Linked DNA regions of Homo sapiens: region 1 is linked to region 2. A link is a loop called in an ENCODE intact Hi-C map of the cell type or tissue named here. Cell type or tissue: heart right ventricle. All regions are shown on one strand. Each heading gives the region's core, and the rest is flanking DNA. Links, peaks and the distances in the headings are about the cores only.

What was found. A loop is a pair of places that touch in the nucleus more often than their neighbours do. Peaks named below come from ENCODE experiments on the same cell type or tissue, not always from the same donor. Only the 100,000 strongest peaks of a DNase experiment are listed, where the experiment ranks them.
Region 1: a loop joins it to region 2, with 2.4 times the contacts of the local background. A loop is called at or near these places in 50 of 110 quality-filtered maps.

The regions. Positions count from the first base shown.
Region 1 is chr12:19,192,718-19,198,087 of GRCh38, reverse strand. All of the region lies in intron 3 of PLEKHA5 (pleckstrin homology domain containing A5), which reads right to left. Among named protein-coding and RNA genes, the nearest start is that of PLEKHA5, 66 kb to the right of the region's middle. RefSeq lists an enhancer at 39-539. In heart right ventricle, for the core only: no CTCF peak of the experiment used is centred there; no DNase peak of the experiment used is centred there; H3K27ac peaks cover 2,747 bases.
Region 2 is chr12:19,285,997-19,291,366 of GRCh38, reverse strand. It overlaps PLEKHA5 (pleckstrin homology domain containing A5), which reads right to left. Exons shown (of 32, transcript NM_001256470.2): 13 at 3,811-3,894; 14 at 571-690. Among named protein-coding and RNA genes, the nearest start is that of AEBP2, 150 kb to the left of the region's middle. In heart right ventricle, for the core only: CTCF peaks have their summits at 2,329 and 2,537 (motif pointing right); no DNase peak of the experiment used is centred there.

The DNA of each region.
Region 1 (5,370 bases), core at 151-5,150, 93 kb after region 2:
GGAAAAGCAAAGAGGCTGCCACAGTTGTCTGAGTGAAAGATGATGGTGGCAAAGACGAGAGGTGTGGCAGAGATGGAGAGAAGTGAGCAGATTTGGGATACGTTTTGGAGGGGAGGAAGTGTCAACAGGGCTCACTGATGACAGACTGGAGGGGAGGTGGGGTGATGTTAACTGAAGGAAAGAGAAAAATTGAGAATGGCTGCAAGGCAGCAAAGTTGTTTTCTCTGACTGTATATTAGACACTATATGAAGAGGTCAGTGAATGTGGAGATGAGGAAAGAGGTGGAGATGAAGATTTATGGCTGACTGGCATACGGTGTAAAAAGAGCCTTGGAAGTGAACGAGGCGACTTAAACACACACACACACACACACACACACACACACACACACACACACACACACACACACAGCACCGGATAGACTCTGTGACTTCAACAATGCCAACTGTGTGCCTAGTCCTATGCTCGGTGTATCTTTGGGAAAAACAGATCTTTGTCTTCAGGGAGCTTCTATCAGAGAAGACAAGTGCAAACACAATAAACGATGTAGTACATTAGAAAGTGGTAAGTGCTATGAAAGAAAAAGCAGAGTGTGGCTCAGGAGTGTGGTTACCGTAGTGAAATTAAAGAGGAGTCAGGATAAGCATCATTCAAAAGGTGAGACGTGAGCAAAAAGGGAACAAAAAGACAGGCAGAGGAAAAGGTCAGTGTTAAGACCCTGAGGCAGGAATACATAACATTTTCCAAAATAAGTATTGGTGACATATTTGAAAAATAGCCAGAACAGTATGAGAGACTGGTCTGAATGGGAGACCAGCAGGATTGCAGCAGTGAGAAAAGGGCCAGAAAAGGAATGGTCATGAAAGCAGCATGAAACCCAGAAGGGTATGATGTCATAGAAGTCAGGAGAAAAGGGTGTTAAGGCTCAACGATGCTGAACGCTGCCAGGAAGTGAAGTAAGATCTGAACAGAGAGGTCCCTAGTGTTGGAAGTGCAGTGTGGAGTCAGTGGGGAAGAGAGCTACCTCTACAGAAGGGCAGGGGAGGAAGTACAGATGGCAGGAGGTATATTCACTTCTAAAGGTAATAGGACAGGTTGGCTCTTGGGATTTAACTAAATTCTTACTCTATCACAGCCAGTGAACAGGATTTGAAAATTTTAATTATGTCAACATGGTCAATCAGTGCTGGAATCCAAAAAACTCATTTTATTTTCTCATTCAATTATAAACCATGAAAAGAAAAATCACTATTTCTCTAAAAAAAAAAAAAAAAGAAAAAAAAAAGAAAAAACAAGTTAAAAACTCATAAGCCAGAGTAGCAGCTTTGGCAGCAACACGATAGCAGCCACCATTTATTGAGATCCACTCTGGGTGTTGTGGATACATTAATAATCTTTTGTTTGTACAGGAATATTGTCACAGAGGTTTTACTATTCATACTGTGTATGAGGAAAGGTAAAACAGGGTTTCTCTGCTAGGAAATGGCAGGAAGGGATTAGAAGGAGCTTATGCTTTTTCTACTTTGCCAGTGTCCCTCTTTTATTCACACCTGCTCAGAACAAGAGATCACATAGGGGTAGGTTTTCTTCTTGCTTTGTAAGAGACACTCTTGCTAGCTAGATATGATATTTTTTATTCTTTATAACACCAGGAATTATGTTAGTTACCTTAATGCTCTATTGGAAAAATTACAAATTACTTGTTGACAGTTTGTGGTTCAAATTTTTTCACTATATGCATTTAACAATATACAAGATTTTACAGTCTAAAGACCTATGAAAAATCTACTATTAAATTGTCTTTATGTGTTAATTGAAAACATTTGATTGAAATAGTTAATCCTTAAAAAATGCTTAATCAGTACTGACATATAAAATATAATCTTTGTTGACAACTGAGAAAGGAAGATGATAGATTTTTCAAAAAGTTTAGAAAAGACTCATGAGAGCTCACATTGTAGAAATAAAATATTATTCAAGAAATCAGACTCAATAAAATACTGTTCAATGTCATGGAAAAAAACATAACTATTGCTTTTTGAAAATTGAAACTAGATACACTTCAATCATCTCAATTAGTGTAGGTAAGGCAAACACCAGATGCTCATTAAACAAAGTTATTTAATTGCAACAAAGAGAAAGATGCCAAAGTAAACAGAATAGTCAATAGAGAATGGCTTCACAAATTGAAGTTCATCTGTAGTATGGAACACATCATGCAGCTGTCAAAAATAATAGGTAGAAGTGTGTGCACTGCCATGGAAGATATCTATGATATACATACATTATTTTTGTATGTATGTGTATATATATATATCTCATAGATATATACCTAAAAGGCAGGTAACCGAATGGTATATGTTAATAGCCTAAATACAGGCTACTTTCACTTTTTTTTTTTTTTTTTTTTTTTTGAGACAGGGTCTCTCTCTCTCACCCAGGCTGGAGTGCAATGGCGCAATCTCAGCGCACTGCTGCAGCTTCCACCTCCTGGGCTCAATCAATCTTCCCACCTCAGCCCTCAGAGTAGCTGAGACTACAGGTGTGTGCCAGCACGCCCGGCTAAATTTTTGTATTTTTTTGTAGAGACAGGGTTTCACCATGTTGCCCAGGCTGGTCTCGAACTCTGGACTCAAGTGATCTGCCTGCCTTGGCCTTCCAAAGTGCTAGGATTACAGGGATGAGCTATCACTCACCCGTACTTTATATCCTTTTGTGCTATATCAATTGTTCTGATAAGCATGTATTAGTTATGTAATTAACAATTAAAAAGAAAGAAAAGAAATGGGGGGAAAAAGGGGTTGTGGGAGGAAGGGAAAGGAAATAAAAAGGGAAATAACAGGAGCCAGGAATAAGATGACAGGCACATGTGCTAGCAGTGTGGTATGGAGAGATCTGGAGTGTGATGGTTCAGGTTCAAGTCCTAGTCCTGTTACTAACTTTGCGCAAGTTGAACTCCAAGGTTCAGAGGTTTCGTTTACTGAATAGTCTTACTACGGTAAGACTATTTCTCACCCTACAGAATTATTGTGAACATTACCATGAGAACATTTTTGAAATGTGACAAACACAGTGTCTGGTACAGTATAAATGCCCAATAGACGGTAGCTATTTTATGTTTTGAAATTAAAATGCTAAAGAAAACAGCTTTACCTATAATTTGATTTTTATACCTTAAAGTATATTTGATATAAACCCTTTTCATTAGTTTTAATAAGTAGGTATTAATGATGATCACAAAGCCAATTCAGTAGAATATATGCTGGTGGTACTACTAGAAATGTATTTCATCTGAGATTTCCAATTCCAGCTTTGCAAGTCCCTAGAGCACTTGTCCTTGTTCATACAACTTTGAATCCTAAAATCTGTGCCTCTTATGCAGAAATTTCAATATTCAATTTGTCTGTATAATGAAACTTGTAAATACCTGTACCCCTTGAAGTCATTCTGCAGTAGAGAGGTAAAAGGGGGATACTAATGAGGGGCATTTCTCCAGACCATTCTTTCATATTTAAAAAAATCACTTGGTAGGGATGTAAATTTGTACAACCTCTATGGAAATCAGTATGAAGATTTCTCAATAAACCAGAAATAGAACTACCAGGTGATCTAGCAATCCCACTACTGGATATCTACCCAAAGGAAAAGAATTCATTATATCATAAAGATACATGCACTTGTATGTTTATTGTAGCACCATTCACAATAGCAAAGATACGGAATCAATCTAACTGTCCATCAGTGGAGGACTGGATAAAGTAAATGTGCATATACACAGTGGAATACTATTCGGCCATGAAAAAATAATAAAATCATTTCTTTCGCAGCAACATGGATGGAACTGAAGGTCATTATCTTAAGTGAAACAACTCAGACACAGGAAAGATAAATACTGCAGCTCTCACTTATAAGTGGGAACTAAATAACGTGTACACATGGAAGCAGAGTATGGAATGAAGGACAATGGCGACTGACATGATTTGGATATTTGTTCTGCCCCAGTCTCATGCTGAAATGCAATCCCCAATGTTGGAGGTGAGGCCTGGTGGGAGGTGTTTGGGTCATGGCGGTGGATCCCTCATGGCTTGGTGCTGTAGTAGCAATACTGAGTGAGTTCTCATGAGATCTGGTTGTTAAAAGTGTGAGGCACCTCTCTCCCTACCATTCTTTCTTTTAAAGCTCCTGCTCTGGCTCTGTGACATGCCTGCTCCCACTTTCCCTTCTGCCATAAGTAAAAGCTCCCCAAGGCCTCCCCAGAAGCAGAGTAAATGCCAGCACCATCCTTGCACAGCCTTGCAGAACCATGAGCCAATTAAATTTCTTTTCTTTATAAATTATCCAGCCTCAGATATTTCTTTATAGCAATGCAAGAATGGCCTAATACAGGGACTCAGAGGGATGGGAGGGTAGGAGAAGGGTGGATGATAGGAGGTTGCTTCGTAGGTACGATGTGCTGGGAGGCTCTCTGGTAGGTACAACGTGCATTGCTCCAGTGATAGATGCACACTGAAGGCCCTGATTTTACCACAATGCAATATATATCAATGTAGTAAAACTGCACTTGTACCCTATGATTATATACAAATTAAAAAAATCAAAACTCTAAATCAGAATAAACGTCCAAGTATAAAATTCATATCTAACTTTCCATTTGAAGTAAGAAATTGATTAAAAATTTAAACTGCCTTCTCACAAGAACCTAATTTAACCAACATTATTTGCTTTTAAAATATTGGCTTCATGTGTTCCCAACATGGGGTCTACTGAAAGCTCATAAATTATCTTAATAAACAAAGTCTTACCTAATGAAGCATCATTCTTGTGAATCTTACTATATTCTGCCCCTCTTCTAAGTATTAAGACTTTCCTTCTTAAAAAATCAAAACCACATTAACATTGCACCCTCTTATGTTTAAAGTTGACTCACATGCTACTGTCCTTGGATTTATGCACCTCATAAACACTCCAAAACCTAATCTACAATGTAAAAGTCTAAAATCTGAAACAGGGGTCAACAAATTTATTCTGTACAGGACCAGATAGTAAATATTTCAGGCCTTGTGGACCCAACAGTCTGTCAAAACTATCAACTTTGCTATAGTGAGAAAGTAGCCATAGACATTACATAAATGAGTATGGCTGCATTCCAACAAAGCTTTATTTACAAAAACAGGCAGCAGGCTGGATTTGGTCCACAGCCACAGTTACTAACCCCTAATCGAAAGTATTAGTTAAGTAGAATGTCTATGATAGTCTCATCACTCCTTAAAAGCTTAGTACCACATGCCTCTGATCAATTATTTACTAGATCAATTTCACTTATTAATGATTAGGTTTACTAATTTTAGTAAGAATAAATTCTTTTCTTT
Region 2 (5,370 bases), core at 123-5,122:
AGAACTTTTACATGTCAATTATTTCCTCTAATATAGTACTACTTCTTTAAATAAGATCTTTCTTATATAACCAGAGCTATAAACCCTTTGAGAAACGGTTATGTGTTCGTTCTTTTCATTAAAAATAAGACATTTTAAAATTAATTTTTAACATTTAAAAGGCAGTATTATTAAAGCTATAATGAATTTTTAATTTATTGTTTTATTGGAAATTATAGGACTTCTCAATATTTGTTTTACCAGATATGGAAGTCACAGTATTCAGTGAGTAACAACATGAAGTTAATGCGTACATGAAGTATTGTACGCATTGCCTTCCTCAAAACCAAAAGCCAGTGGGTGAGCGGGTGGGGTAGAAGGCTAAGAAGAAATGCACCCTACCTGTATTTTCTTTCAGTAATGTATAAATAAGTTGAATTCTCAAAGGGTTAATAGGAGATTCTAATGTTGTCACTATAATGATGGTATGGGCTCATGCTCAACACTAATGATGCTGATCATATTGACTGATGAGTGTTTCAAAATAAGAGATGATGGCAGACGACACAGACAAATCTCTCCATAGCTGACCTTTGGGCTGTGGGCCTCAAGCTTTAGCTGCATGAGCTGTGCTAACGTATGCTCCCGGATACTACTCAGTTCGGCTTGCTGCCGTCTCAGCTTTATTAGCAGCAGCGTAAGCTCCTCTGGCTGAAGGAGTACAATTTAAGAATCCAAACAGTGGAAAACAGATTAATTGTTGTCTTAAGTGACAGATATTAAACCAAGATTTCTTGGCAAGTTTCCTCTTATGGTTGACATCAAACATAGTGCCTAGGCACTATGATGATAGGTCCTACATAAATGCATAGATATCTAGAGAAATAGAAGGAACAGTGTTACTTTAAAAGATACAGCAAAACAACAGTAAATTAAGGCATTTTCTCAGAACTCATGAGAACATTTAAATGTTAAGTACAAAAAAGCACAATGCCAAAAAAACATTATAAAGGTTTGTACATAAGTGCTACTAAAAAATTATTAAAAGATATTTTACTAAGATATCTAAAAAAATTACACCTTTTCCCAGCAATAGTACAAATACCTGCATGTCCAACTTTCTAACAGAACTACATAAAATAATTAAAATAAATGTAGTCCGGGCACAGTGGCTCACGCCTGTAATCCCAGCACTTTGGGAGGCTGAGGGAGGCGGATCACAAGGTCAGAAGTTCGAGACCAGCCTGAGCCCTGCCTCTACTAAAGATTAAAGAAAAATTAGCCAGGCATGGTGGCACGCAACTGTAATCCCAGCTACTCGGGAGGCTGAGGCAGGAGAATCGCTTGAATCCAGGAGGTGGAGTTTGCAGTGAGCCGAGATCACGCCATTGCATTCCAACCTGGGCGACACGGCGAGACTCCATCTCAAAATAAATAAATAAAAAAATAAATAAAAATAAAATAAAATAAAATAAAACTTGGATATCTTCACATTATTAAATTTGGGATCTGGGTTCTATTAATTGCTTCCCAGTTATACTCTGAAATGTCACTGTTAGTGCTTTCATATAGCATTTTTTATGACCAAAAGATCAGTTTTATTTTTTAAGAAAAAGAGAGTTTCCATGGGCACATAAACCCTCCTTCTTCACTCTGGGAAAAGAAGAGAACCTTTTTTTGGTTCCTGATTGGTGACTGTGATCCAAAGGAAAATAAATTTTCAACAGTGGATGAAATTCCTTAATGGGCCAATTTAATATACTTTTCTTAGAAATACAGTAAAGTATGATCATTGGCATTCTTATAGCCCATAAAATATTACTTGGTATTTCTCTGAGCTTTGTTATGATTAACAACTGAAAGCAGGCTACAGGCTTTCCTCACTGGAGTGCTGCAATGTACTCTTAAAAATTCCAGGCTAAAAAGTATTCCCAAGATTGGTTTGTTTTGCCTACACGACAGCATTGCATTAACTCTCTTCCGTTCTGTTTATTTGCTATTGCTCTTTATTTTCTGACAATTCTTTTCAAAAACAGAAATCATTTTTAACCATTATCCAAAATCATATTAAAAATTATTGCCTTCAGAAGAAAAAGTGTTAGCAGAAGTTACTATTGGATTCCTTAGATAAAACTGGGTATCCACAGGTGAGACAACAGTTTTTTACTGTATATTAAATGGTCAAAGAATATTTGGTGTATGAGATTTAAATAAACCATGTAAGAGAAAAAGAACAGTTGCTTTTGCTCTGATGCCAATCCTATCTCGTGACCTCATGATGCTAGGATAGTCCTTGTTTTATGATCATCATCTCCAACACTTGAGGTCTTGCCAGGGAGAAGGTAAGATGGGCAAAGGGATTTAGATATTCTAAGAACCCAGAGTGATACCGCAAGGAATACTGAAACTCTGGTTTATTATTTATGGAGCTAAACAGACTAAGAGATTTTCAAAAGGATGAAAGATACCAATAACTTTATTTAGATTTTGAGGCCAAATAAAGAGGCACATTTGACCAAAGAAAGTAGGTGGTGGTAAATAAATTTTGGCTAAATATCCACTAGAGGGAGCAAGGCAGAAGAGAAACATTTGTGGTATGCTATTTAGCATTTACTCTATGATTAATGACTATTTGTCAGGCCAACAATCTAATGTTTTAAGATTCCCACATTTAAAAGTCCTTAGTCTTAATCAAATAATCTTTGGCAAATAAACTGCAGGAAGCTTAAAGCAAGGAAATATTTCATTTTATCTAAATGTGTAAAAGATAAAATAAAACAATGTTTTTACAAAACACATAAGATGAATTTGATTACTGCAGGAAGAGAATTTTAAATAATGAACAACTATACACACAGGTGCTAAAATCACATCTTTACAGAAACTGAGGTTATCTACTGACAATAAAGCCAGTGCCCCTGATAAAAGAATACCATTAAAATAAACTGAAGTGAGGAAAAGTCATCTTTTCTCTTTAACTAGAAGAAGTGTCCTGCTAATGTAACTCCTTTCCAATTAACATAACACTGACAATGAAATGGTAATGGTAAATACTTGCTTTGATCGAACGCTTGTTACAGTCTTTTTCTGCTGATATGTAAATCAGTTTATTTTACAAACAGCTCTAAAGAAGTTAATCTAAAAATTCACACGAAAAACTTAATACGCTGGTAGTTTGACTACAAATAACTGCTTGCTGGATTTGTTCACTAATGAATTACTGCAACTTCTGTTTTAAGGATAAGGGAATGAAAGTAAAGAAACCCACCTAGTTCATACAATAAAGTTTCTTTTTTTTTTTTTTTTTTTTGAGACAGAGTCTTGCTCTGTTGCCCAGGCTGGAGTGCAATGGCAGGATCTCGGCTCACTGCAAACTCCACCTCCTGGGTTCAAGTGATTCTCCTGCCTCAGCCTCCCAAGTAGCTGGGATTACAGGCACGCACCACCATGCCCGGCTAATTTTGTATTTTTAGTAGAGATGGGGTTTCAACATGTTGGCCAGGCTGGTCTTGAACTCCTGACCTCAAGCGATCCGCCTGCCTTGGCCTCCCAAAGTGCTGGGATTACAGGCATGAGCCACCGTGCCCGGCCATAAAGTTTCAAAATATAATCTTTTATTTGGCCAGTCAGACACTTAGGAAAAGGTATCCACTAAAACACTGAAATGGCTACATGATTTCAAATTCTGATGAGCATCTCTTGCACAAAAGCAGTAATGTTTTTTCTTTGGGAGAACCTCTGAAAATTCAAACTTAAAAATTATGTTAGATATGTACCTTCCTGTGCAGCACATAAATAAAACATGGTATGGTAAATAAAGATATTACTCACCGTTTTCCCTTGGAGGCTCTGGGGACTAACAGACTGTAAAGTCAGGCCAGCTGGCACTGACCTTCTGTCAGGCACATAGACATGCTAGGAAAGTAAAGGCACAATGTAATTCTGTGGTAAAGTTTTTTTTTTCTTATCAATGTCAGCAAGGAGAAATCTTAAATTCCTATTATGAAATACCATTTAAAATTGCTATTAGTGCTTATGAAAGATGATAGAGACTAACATTTCTTGACATAAAATACTGATGTGGGGCTGGGTGCGGTGGCTCACGCCTGTAATCCCAACACTTTGAAAGGCCAGGGTGGACAGATCACTTGAGGTCAGGAGTTCGAGACCAGCCTAGCCAACATGGTGAAACCCTGTCCTTTCTCTACTAAAAGTATAAAAAATTAGCCAGGTGTGGTGGCGTGGGCCTGTAATCCTAGCTACTCGGAAGGCTGACGTGGGACAAGTGCTTGACCCCGGGAGGCAGAGGTTGCAGTGAGCCGAGATAGCACCACTGCACTCCAGCCTGGGCAACAGAGCGAGGCTCCATCTAAAAAAATAATGATGTGGATGAGCAGAGTAATTCTTTTTTTTTTTGTTTTTTGAAGCAGAGTCTCACTCTGTTGCCCAGCCTGGAGTGTATGGCAAGATCTCAGCTCACTGCAACCTCCACCTCCTGGGTTCAAGAGATCCTCCTACCGCAGCCTCTCAAGTAGCTGGGATTACAGGCGCATGCCACCACGTCTGACTAATTTTTGTATTTTTAGTAGAGACGGGGTTTCACCATGTTGGCCAGGCTGGTCTCGAACTCCTGGCCTCAAGCAATCCACCTACCTCGGCCTCCCAAAGTGCTAGGATTACAGGCTTGAGCCACTTGCCCGGCCTGAACAGAGTAATTCTAAAATCTGGTTTAGAGGTTCTCAAAAACTCTTTGACCTCAGGATCCCTTTATATTCTTAAAAAGAAAATTTAGTGGCAAGAGTGGCATTGTTTTACAGTTTTGCAAATCTTTAATGTCTGGCTGGATTCTTGTATCTGTTTCTGTATTTAATCTGTTGTGATAATCTCTTTTAGTGGAAGTATGTGAAGAAAATCTACCCTCAATATATATAGTTGGAAAAAAGGAGAGAATTTTAATAGTTTTTCTTGATAATTATAGATGTTCATCTTTGACACTGCGCTATAGCTCAAAAAACTGATATTTTTTAAAGGTTAGTTACAAAGTGATATCTGAAACCTTATCAATGAACTTTTGATACTCTGTTACATTAATATCCACTTGGTCTATTTGTACTTTAAATGAATCTTGTGACATCAAACACTGGTCATCTGGAAAATATTGGTTCAGTGAGTTATGCAATGTTCTAAATATTGACATATGTCAGTATACAATATAAAAACATCACAACTGTTAATATCACCGCCAATCTTTAAGCACCGGAAAGCTGTCAAGTTCAGGGTGGCAGATACATGATTTTCAAAATTCTATTTTTTGCTTGAAAACTCAAACGTTGTTATCAGTAACAAATACTGTCAGTTGTTTTCCTTGAAGTGACAGGATAGCATTCACTT